Linked DNA regions of Homo sapiens: region 1 is linked to region 2. A link is a contact called in ENCODE Hi-C or POLR2A ChIA-PET data. All regions are on one chromosome and are shown on one strand. The core of a region is the stretch at or near the end of the contact, and the rest is flanking DNA. Distances in the headings are between cores, read along the strand shown.

Region 1 (5,315 bases), core at 1,688-4,187, 51 kb before region 2:
TCTTTGTCCCCCAGTCAGAATGTAAACTCCTTATGGCAAGGGTTGTGTCTGTCTTGTTCACAGAGCAATGTGCCTGGCACAGAGAAGGGGATCAATAAATATGTGTTAAGTATTGAATTAATGAATATCTGGACATATTCCAAGCTTGAGACAATTCTAGCACCTGGCATCTGGTGAGAGAGAAGAGGAACTAGAATAAGCCATCCCTGGGGTGGAGGAGAAGAAGTGATTGGGGAGTATCGGGCCCTTCCAGTCCCCCTCCAGCTGTCACCCACAGGGGTCTAGTTTAAGGATGTATCTCCTCCCAAGGATGCCAAGGAGAACCTGTGTGCATATATCAACTTTCTTCTCTGTGGTCTCTGTGGACCTCTTGACCCATCTCTACCGCTCTACTGGGGCGTTGAGTCCTACCTGTACTATCCAGGGCAGCTAGCAGTGGCATCTTTTTTTTTGTTTGTTTGTTTTTTTGAGATGGAGTTTCACTCTTGTTGCCCAGGCTGGAGTGCAATGGTGCGATCTCAGCTCACTGCAACCTCTGCCTCCCAGGTTCAAGTGATTCTCCTGCCTCAGCCACCCAAGCAACTGGGATTACAGGTGTGCGCCACCATGCCCGGGTAATTTTTTTTATTTTTAGTAGAGGCAAGGTTTCGTCATGTTGGCCAGGCTGGTCTCGAACTCCTGACCTCAGGTGATCCACCTGCCTCAGCCTCCCAAAGTGCTGGGATTACAGGTATGAGCCACTGCGCCCAGCTTCAGATGGCATCTTTGTACTCCAGCAGTACCTTGTCTCTCTGATTTTTGACCCATCAGAGAAATCCCAAGCCCAGTCTAGATAAATAAGCCATTACAGCCTCAAGAAAGCCAGGTTCAGACAGCAGGGCCAGTCCCTGCCCAGCCTGTAGGAAACCAGCCAGCTGATGCTGCCTAGAGCCAACACAGACCACGCTATACCCTGTGTTCTGGTCCTTCTCTGGATACAGAGTCAAGGAACTCTGACCCTGACCTCAAGTACGTTTCTCCCCATTTAATTGGGAGTTGTGGGAAGGATTTAAATTGAGCCTTAATTAGAATAAACATGATCATCGCAGCTGTGGTTCTTTTTTTTTAATTTTTTTGAGACAGAGTTTCGCTCCTGTTGCCCAGGTTCAAGCGATTCTCCTGCCTCAGCCTCCCGAGTAGCTGGGATTACAGGCATGTGCCACCATGCCCGGCTAATTTTGTATTTTTAGTAGAGACGGGGTTTCTCCATGTTGGTCAGACTTGTCTCGAACTCCCGACCTCAGGTGATCCACCCGCCTCAGCCTCCTATAGTGCTGGGATGGGATTACAGGCGTGAGCCACCGCGCCTGGCCGGTTCTTTCTTTCTTTCTTTTTCTTTTTTTTGAGACAGTCTTTTTTTTTTTTTTTTTTTTTTTGAGACGGAGTCTCGCTCTGTCGCCCAGGCCAGACTGCGGACTGCAGTGGCGCAATCTCGGCTCACTGCAACCTCTGCCTCCTGGGTTCAAGGAATTCTCCTGACTCAGCCTTTCGAGTAGCTGGGATTACAGGCGTGTGCCACCACACCTGAGCAATTTTTTGTATTTTTAGTAGAGACAGGGTTTCACCATGTTGGCCAGGCTGGTGTTGAACTCCCGACCTCAAGTGATCCGCCTGCCTCGGCCTCCCAAAGTGCTGGGATTACAGGTGTGAGCCACCGCGCCTGGCATTTTTTTTTTTTTTTTTGAGATGGAGTCTCACACTGTTGCCCAGGCTGGAGTACAGTGGCGTGATCTCAGCTCACTGCAACCTCTGCCTCCTGGGTTCAAGCTATTCTCCTGCCTCAGCTTCCTGAGTAGCTGGGATTACAGGCATGTGCCATCATGCCCAGCTGATCTTTCCGTATTTTGGTAGAGATGGGGTTTCACCACTTTGGCCAGGCTGGTTTTGAACTCCTGACCTCAGGTGATTCATCTGCCTCATCCTCCCAAAGTGCTGAGATTACAGGTTTGAACCACAGCGCCTGACTGCAGCTGTAGTTCTTACTGGATGCTGACCATGTGTCAAATACTGTTCTATACACTTGACACATAGTCTCTTTCACACTTCAAACAATCCCTCTGCAGATTAGGAAACTGAGGCCCAGAGAGGTTAAGCCAGCCCATACACTTGAAGGGATGGGTGTAAAGCAGAGTGATTGAGAGGAGGGAGCCTGGGTGAGTTGGGAGGGATGCACACTTGGTGCAGCCCACAGATCCTCGGCTTTTTGGCTGGAAGGAAAGGTGCATGCCGGGCGGAGTCAGTGGTGATGTTAACGCTCCCTGCCTGCCAGGCTAGGGTGCTTGTGCTTGCTCCTCCAGGCTCCACACCAACTGTTTTCTTCTGTGTTTCTATCTTAGGTGACCAGTGCTACGGCTTAATGAATTGGAGCTGGGAGTCCTGGCTCTGGAACCTTAGGCAGGCTCCTGCCCTCTCTTGGCCTCAGTGTCCTCTCTCTGAAAGGAGTGTTGCTCAGGCACTTCCAACCCAGCCCACGGGTCTCTCTATTCATAGCTTCAGAGCATGATTAAGCTCAGATGCAGAAGCAGCTTTAATTAACATCAGCCTTTTCCCAAAATAGCCCCTCCCCTGCCTCACAGGTGCCCTAGAACACAGGACAGGCACAGACAAGGGAGGTAAGAGAGAGCAGAGGCCCTTCTGTCTGCACAACCCTGAGCAGATGAATTTCTGGCCTTCTCATGCAGTCTTGGTTCATTGCCCTGGTGGGTCTCCAGGCTAAAGAGAGAGTATCTATTCCTCCTTTTCCTCTTTCTAGTCTGTATTCATTCATTCATCCCTCAAAGGGGAGAGCCTTCTCTTTGCCAGGCCTGGGATACAGCCATGAACCAGATAGACAGCTGTCTCTCTCCTTGTCCAACTGGCCACCAGGTGTCACCAGTGCCAGTCACATGGCCTCTTGCAGGCCTGAGAAGTGATGGGCTGGGATGGGGAAGTATGGATGAGTGAACCTGGCCAGCTCTGCTCAGCCAGCCTAAATTCCAGTTGGGCACGGTGGCTCACACCTGTAATCCCAGCACTCTGGGAGGCCAAGGCAGGCAGATCACTTGAGTCCAGGAGTTTGAGACCAGCCTGGCCAACATGCTGAAACCCCGTCTCTATTAAAAATAGAAAAATTAGCCTGGCACGGTGGCACGTGCCTGTAGTCCCAGCTACTCGGGAGCCTGAGGCACAATAATTGCTTGAACCTGGTAGGTGGAGGTTGCAGTGAGCTGAGATCGGGCCACTGCACTCCAGTCTGGGCGACAGAGTGAGACTCTGTCTCAAAAAAACTGAAAAAAGCAAAAACAAACGAAAAAACCAAATTCCTCAAGTGGAAAAAAAATCTATCTCCTCAATCCTCCCTCGCCATAAAGATACATTCATGGCTTCCTCAACAGCCCAGCTGGCGTGGGACCTTGGGAATTCACAACCTCTGTCCAGTCTGGAATTCTTTCTGCAGACTGTTCCTCATAGAGAGCCCACTAGCCTTCTTGTAAACCCCTTTGGTGACCACAGCTCACTACTTCACAATGCAATCTATGTTATTAGAAGGTTCTTCCTGATTTAAAACAAAAATTTGACATTCACTTTGACTTGTCCTACTTCTGCCATCTGTGTTCATAAAGAGGAAGGCTCTTCTGCCAAACCTGGCCCTGCAGGCAGTTTAAGGGATTGTTCCGGTATCCTGAGTTTGTTCATTTATTTGTTTGTTCACTTATTTGTTTGTTCACTCATTCATGACTCTATACAGAGCATTTGCTGTGTGCCAGGCCTTGGGGCCATAGCAGAGAATAAATAAGGTTGAAGCCTGTCCTCCTGTGGTTTATAGTCTGTCCAAGAAGCCAACAACCAAACCAACAGTAATAATAACACATGGACATGGCCAAATAGGAAAGATGTGGGTGGACCTGGAACAGGAGGCAAGGCCCTCACCCACATGGGGACTGGGAAGACTTCCTGGGGCCATTTCCCTGTGGTTAGGCAGAAGGTGAGCAACTTCCATGAAGTTCAAAGTTTCAAGAAAAACGGAGGGTTTTGCTGATGCTCTGAGCTTAGTCTGCTCACTGGAAAATGCAGCATCATGGGAAGGGATGGCGTGTTTGGAGGATGGAAGAGGGATGGAAAGAGCCATCTAAGCAGTGAGAGAGAGTACGGAGTGTCTGGAGGCAGACAAGGCCCAGTCTTGCGGGAGCACACAAGGGAGGAAGAAGCTATTGTGTCCGGAATTGGTTCCTTCTGGTGGGTTCTTGGTCTCACTGACTTCAAGAATGAAGCTGCAGACCCTTGCAGTGAGTGTTACAGTTCTTAAAGATGGTGTGTCTGGAGTTTGTTCCTTCAGATGTTCAGATGTGTCTGGAGTTTCTTCCTTCTGGTGGGTTTGTGGTCTTGCTGACTTCAGGAGTGAAGCTGTGATCCATTGCAGTGAATGTTACAGCTCTTAAAGGTGGTTCATCTGGAGTTTTTCATTCCTCCAGATGGGTTCGTGGTCTCGCTGACTTCAGGAGTGAAGCCACAGACCTTCCCAGTGAGTGTTACAGCTGTTAAAGGTGGCACGTCCGGAGTTGGTTGTTCCTCCCAGTGGGTTTGTGGTCTCGCTGGCTTCAGGAGTGAAACCACAGACCTTTGCAGGGAGTGTTACAGCTCAGAAAGGTAGTGCGGGTCCAAAGAGTGAGCAGCAGCAAGATTTATTGCTAAGAGTGAAAGAAAAAAGCTTCCACGGTGTGGAAGGGGACCCAAGCAGGTTGCCACTGCTGGCTCGGGTGGCCAGCTTTTATTCCCTTATTTGGCCCCACCCACATCCTGCTGATTGGTCCATTTTACAGAGTGCTGATTGGTCCGTTTTTACAGACTGCTGATTGGTAAGTTTACAAACATTTGGCTAGACGGAGCGCTTATTGGTGCGTTTTTACAGAATGCTGATTGGTGCATTTACAAACCTTGGCCGGGTGTGGTGGCTCACGCCTGTAATCCCAGCACTTTGGGAGGCTGAGGTGGGCAGATCATGAGGTCAGGAGATCGAGACCATCGTGGCTAAAATGGTGAAACCCCGTCTCTACTAAAAATACAAAAAATTAGGTGGGCGTGGTGGCGGGTGCCTGTAGCCCCAGCTACTCAGGAGGCTGAAGCAGGAGAATGGCATGAACCCAGGAGGCGGAGCTTCCAGTGAGCTGAGATAGTGCCACTGCACTCCAGCCTGGGCAACCGAGCAAGACTCTGTCTCAAAAAAAAACAAAAAACAAACCTTTAACTAGACACAGAGTGCTCATTGGTGTGTTTACAATCCTTTAGCTAGACAGAAA
Region 2 (5,453 bases), core at 1,293-3,792:
CGCCACCACGCCTGGCTAATTTTTTGTATTTTTTGTAGAGACGGGATTTCATCGTGTTAGCCAGGATGGTCTTAGTCTCCTGACCTCGTGATCCACCCACCTCGGCCTCCCAAAGTGCTGGGATTACAGGCATGAGCCACTGCTCCCAGCCTAGATAACCTAAATCTTATGAGGAAACATCAGAGAAACCGAAATTGAGAGAACTTCTATAAAATAACTGTACTGTAACCTTCAAAAGTGTTTAGGCCATGAAAATCAAGGAAAGTCTGAACTATTCCGGATTGAAGGAGACTGAAGAGACTTTCAGTGAGTAATTCTGGGCAGGATCCTTTCGCTATAAAGGACATTATTGAAACAACTGTCAAAATTTGAATAGGATCTGAAGATTAGATGGTATTAATATATTTATATTAATTTCCTAATTTTGATGGCTGTATTGTGATTATGTAGGAGACTGTCCCTTGTAGGAAATACACACTAAACTATTCGGGGTGATGGGGCATCCTGTTGACAATTTACTCTGAACAACAGTTCAGGGAAAAAAGTTCTGTGTAATGTACTTCCAACTTTTCTTGTGACTGTTTCAAAATAAAATATTAAGAAAATAAAGAAAAAAGGGCTAGGCATGGTGGCTCATGCCTGTAATCCCAGCACTTCGGGAGGCTGAGGTGGGTGGATCACAAGGTCAGGAGTTTGAGACCAGCCTGGCCAACATGGTGAAACCGTCTCTACTAAAAATACAAAAATTAGGTGGGCGTGGTGGCGTGAGCCTGCAGTCCCAGCTACGCTGGAGATTGAGGCATGAGAATGGCTTGAACCTGGGAGGTGGAGGCTGCAGTGAGCAGACATCTTACACTGCATTCCAGTATGGGCAACAGTGAGAGACTCTGTCTCAAAAAAAAAAAAAACAAAAAAAAAGGAAAGAAAAAAGGATACCATTCATTTAAATGATTGTATATGTATATGCATATTGTCAAAGACTGGAAGGCAAATAGACTGGAAGGGAATTAATAACAATAATATAATTAATATTAAGGAGGTAGGATTGTTTCTGACATTCCTCTGCTTTCGAATCTTTTTTTTTTTTTTTTTAATTTCAGTGATGGAGTCTCACTCTGATCATAGCTCACTGCAGCCTTGAACTCTTGGGCTCAAGAGGTCCTCTTGCCTTAGCCTCCTGAGTAGCTAGGACTACAGGCATGCACCATCATGACTGGCTAATTAAATTTTTTTTTTTTTTTTTTTTGTAGAGACAGGGTCTTGCTGTGTTGCTTAGTCTGGTCTCAAACTCCTGGCCTCAAGAAATCCTCCTGCCTCAACGTCTCAAAGTGCTGGACTGTAGGCATGAGCCATTGCGCAGCCCTGACCTTAAATCTTTTGAGTTTAGTTCAATAAATATGTGCTGAGGACCTGCTATGTGGCAGGCATTGTGCCAGGTCCTAGGAATATTGAAAAAAGTCACAATGCTGGCTTGCAGTCTGCAACAGAGAGAATCCTGGGATAAGGATGAGTGCTGCTGGATGCCGAGGACAGGGGACACCTCACCCCAGTGAGGATGCAGAGGGAGGAGTGCTTCAAATAGGGGGACTCTTGCTTTTCTATTAAGAATAACGATACCCGGCTTGGTGGCACATGCCTGAAGTCCCAGCTACTTGTGAGGCCGAGGCAGGAGGATCACTTGAACCCAGGAGTTTGAGTCCAGACTGAGCAATATAGCAAGACCCCATCTCTCTCTTTTTTTTTTTTTTTTGAGACGGAGTCTCACTCTGTTGCCCAGGCTGGAGTGCAGTGGTACGATCTTGGCTCACTGCAAGCTGCACCTCCCAGGTTCACGCCATTCTCCTGCCTCAGCCTCCCCAGTAGCTGAGACTACAGGCGCCTGCCACCACACCTGGCTAATTTTTGTATTTTTAGTAGAGACGGGGTTTCACCATGTTAGCCAGGATGGTCTCGGTCTCCTGACCTCGTGATCTGCCCACCTCGGCCTCCCAAAGTGCTGGGATTACAGGCGTGGGCCTCCCAAAGTGCTGGGATTACTGGCCAAGACCCCAACTCTTAAAAAAAAAAAAGTAAAAAAGGAATAATAATCATGCGTATAGGGCCTCTCTGAAAGATGTGGGGAGTCCTATCTGCATTGGGATCCCTGAGGAGGGAGAGGAATGTGGAGAATTCAGGGTCCAGGGAGCATGGGTGACTGGTGGGCTGGGCTTCCAGGCTGAATCATGGGAAAGGAGAACCTGGTCTGAAACAGTACTGGGCGGGATTGGTGTTAGATTCCAGGAAAACCCCCAGGCGGTCTGTGGTGGAACCTGATGGACCCTCAGAAGGGAAGAGAATGGGGATGGGGCCAGGTTGCCATGGTTGGTCATTGTGCATAGGCACTAGAGGCCATGCTGGGTGGGCACAGTCGCTGCTGCAGCCTCACATCCTCATCTGGACATGGCTGAGCAGGGCCCCTGGAGCTGGTCCCAATGTGTTTCCTTCTATTCTTTTGACAGGAAGCTCCTGGAGAGCCAGTCCCCACCCCCATCCCGCCCCAGCACTCCCTCTCTCTTCTCCACTATGGACAGAGCCTCCACTGAGCTGCTGCCTGCCCGCCACATACCCAGCTGACATGGGCACCGCAGGAGCCATGCAGCTGTGCTGGGTGATCCTGGGCTTCCTCCTGTTCCGAGGTAAGAGGTGCCTGCCGCTTTCCCATGGCAATTCCTCTCCGCAGCTGGCCATTCTAGGCATCGGTCTCTTTCTCAGGAGACACATGCTTTCCATCCAGGGGCTGTGCCCAGGGGAAATTCCAGAGCCTTTCCATGAAGATCAGTTGGATTGGGGGGTCCTGATTACCAGGCAGGGGTAAAATGGAGCTACGGTTAAACCCTCTTGTGGGAAATTGTCCTGGGGGAGCTGGGCTCCCCATAAAGGCTGGCCTCCTGAATTGTGGGAGGGAGCTGTGTTAGTGCAAGACCCAGGCCCAAAGCTCCTTCTAGGATGTGCTCAGGCTACTCATGACCCTCACCCTCTGATCTTGGGGCAGGGCTGACGACGGCCACTCTCTCAACTGTTCTAACACAAATCCTCTGCACCATGGGCTTCACAGGGGATCTGTTCTCTCCTTTCACATGAGGAGTAGCAACCTAGGAATTCCTAATGTAGATTTTAAAGTTAAATCACAGCAAGAGGGACTCAGGTTAGACACAAAGAACTATTCACCAAGGAGGATGTGCTTAACATTCTCACATCCAGGGGGCTAGAGTAGATGACCTCCAGAGGAGGCTACTTGGAAATGGCACCTCTCTGACAGGCTCTGCCAGCCAATGAGTTGTGAAGCCGCTCATAGGGGTCCTCTCATCAGGGAGCAGTTGCTGGGAATCATGACGAGTCCAGGGCATTCTGACTCACAGGGCAGCAACTTCCCTTTGACCATTCCTGCTCTGCCCCCACCTCACCCTCTACAAGTCCTCTGTGCTCAAAGCAGCAGAAAGAGTGCACAAGAGGGCTCAGATGGGGAGGGGTGGTGGCCCCTCGTCGGTGGTGGGTAAGAGGGCCTGAGTACCAGAACACTGGCTTCCGGAGATGTCAGGCATTTCTCTAAAAGTCCATGGGCTGGAGGACAAGACTCTGATTGTCCCCATCCCCTCCTACCCCCTCCATGACAGAGTCACAGGTCTGGGGCTGGGGAACAAGGCTGTTGTGGAAACTGCAGGTGAAGCTCATGAGGTGGCATTTTCACAGGCCGAGACTTTTCCCAGCCTCCCTACCCACTGTTTTCTCCCAGGCAAGTGCCAGCACTCTCAAATGCCCTGTGTCGGCTGTACCTAAGCTGCTGTCACCCGCCCCGAGTTTCCTAACCCTTCATCCTGAAGTGTGCAGAGCATTTCCTGGCTCCTTCATCTTGGTGGACTGAGGAATCCTGAGCACATTCAGGCCCATAAAGGGACTTGACTACGGATACCCAGAGGCAGGGCAGACTTGAGACTTGGAGGATTTGAGAGAACAGGGCAAAAACAAAAGTGTCTGGCCTTCATTGAGCATGTCAGGCACTGCGTTAAGTGCTTCATATGCATTTTCCTTCCTTCACAACAACTTGCGAGGTACTGATACCACTTGCATTTTACTTAGTTATTTTTGAGACAGGGTTGCTCCATTGCGCAGGCCAGAGTTGCAGTGGCATGATCATGGCTCACTGCAGCCTTGACCTCCTGGGCTCAAGCAATCCTCCTGCCTTAGCCTCCTGTGTAGCTGGGGGCTACAGGCACACACCACCACACCCAGCTAATTTTTGCATTTTTTTGTAGAGACAAGGTTTTACCATGTTGCCCAGGCTGGTCACTTGTACTTCAAAGTAAAGAAAACTGAGGCCTAGGTCAGACAGCGACAAAGCCAGGACTTGAACTCAGGCTTGCCAGGCTCGATTAAAATCCACGATTTTAACTTCTAAACTATGCTTTTGAGGAAAAAATGGGGAGGGGTGTGTGTGGAGATAGACTAGAAGGGGATAAAGCAGACAGAATTAGAGAGGGGAGACCTGGGAAATCAAAAATTCCTGTGGCTAGAGTTCTTTGGGAATCTGCAGGCCCAGTGGTCAGAGACACCCTCGGCTGTAGACACAGATGCTCCCTAAGTCCCTCCCTTACCCACAGAGAAATCTTTGTTGGTGACAAAAAGTTTGGGTAGTGGGAGGGGCAAGAGGCAAAGAAAGAGCAGGGTCTTGAAGCTTGTGACTTTGGAACTCCTCCCAAGCCACTGAATAATTTTCTTTCTAGATAAATGCAGGAAGGCAGTTCCCTGTGCCTTCCCTGTACCTTCCCACCAAAAACTAAGTTATAACCTTACAGCATTTAGATAGTACATTAGGCCAGGCTCGGTGGCTCACGCCTGTGATCCCAGCATTTAGGATGCTGAGGCGAATGGATCACCTGAGGTCAGGAGTTTGAGACCAGCCTGGCCAACATGGTGAAACCCCATCTCTACTAAACATACAAAAATTAGCCGGGCATGGTGGCAGGCGCCTGTAATCCCAGCTACTCAGGAGGCTGAGACAGGAGAATAGCTTGAGCCCGGGAGGCGGAGGTTGCAGTGAGCTGAGATCGCGCCACTGCACTCCAGCCTGGGTGACCAAGAGCGAAACTCTGTCTCAAAACGAAAAAAAAAAAACAAAAAATACATTACATATGCTGGATTAGTAACTGATACATGTTTTCAGGACATGCCTTGGGTTAAAAGGATTCTCCAAGGGTCCTCCCCAGCTAGAAAGGGTTTTCTCTAGCCTGGGCTTCCTATAAATTTTGACTCCCCTCTTGACCATCCCCCTCTCGCCAACAAGGGAATGGGGCTCTCAGAAATGGTGATCTAGAAAAACATGGCCCAGGGTTTGGTAATTTTACACTTGGAAGCAATTAATTCTACACTATCCAGATGATAGCCCCATGGAGGAAGGCAGTGGCTTAAGGAAAATA

The links. A loop is a pair of places that touch in the nucleus more often than their neighbours do. ChIA-PET counts read pairs that join two places held with the same protein, here RNA polymerase II (POLR2A). Pooled maps may share reads with other maps.
Region 1: a map of endothelial cell of umbilical vein shows a loop between it and region 2 (7-fold over the local background). The contact joins the enhancer-like site here to the promoter of ECSCR in region 2. A Hi-C loop is called at or near these places in 12 of 168 maps with a recorded cell type or tissue (CD4-positive, alpha-beta T cell, CD4-positive, alpha-beta memory T cell, CD8-positive, alpha-beta T cell and 8 more), 19 of 37 single-sample maps with no recorded cell type and 17 of 50 pooled maps. POLR2A ChIA-PET finds 5 or more read pairs at or near these places in 24 of 52 experiments (AG04450, B cell, BJ and 18 more).

The regions. Positions count from the first base shown.
Region 1 is chr5:139,511,318-139,516,632 of GRCh38, reverse strand. It overlaps LOC124901083 (a long non-coding RNA gene), which reads right to left. Exons shown (of 2, transcript XR_007058961.1): 2 at 3,699-5,315. Among named protein-coding and RNA genes, the nearest start is that of STING1, 31 kb to the right of the region's middle. Within about 2 kb of position 2,937, at least 2 of the 41 ENCODE cell types and tissues checked have a DNase peak (open chromatin) inside an H3K27ac peak, as active enhancers do.
Region 2 is chr5:139,459,832-139,465,284 of GRCh38, reverse strand. It overlaps ECSCR (endothelial cell surface expressed chemotaxis and apoptosis regulator), which reads left to right and starts at 2,542. Exons shown (of 10, transcript NM_001077693.4): 1 at 2,542-2,675. The coding sequence starts at 2,615. RefSeq lists enhancers at 2,005-2,592, 3,182-3,770, 3,771-4,360.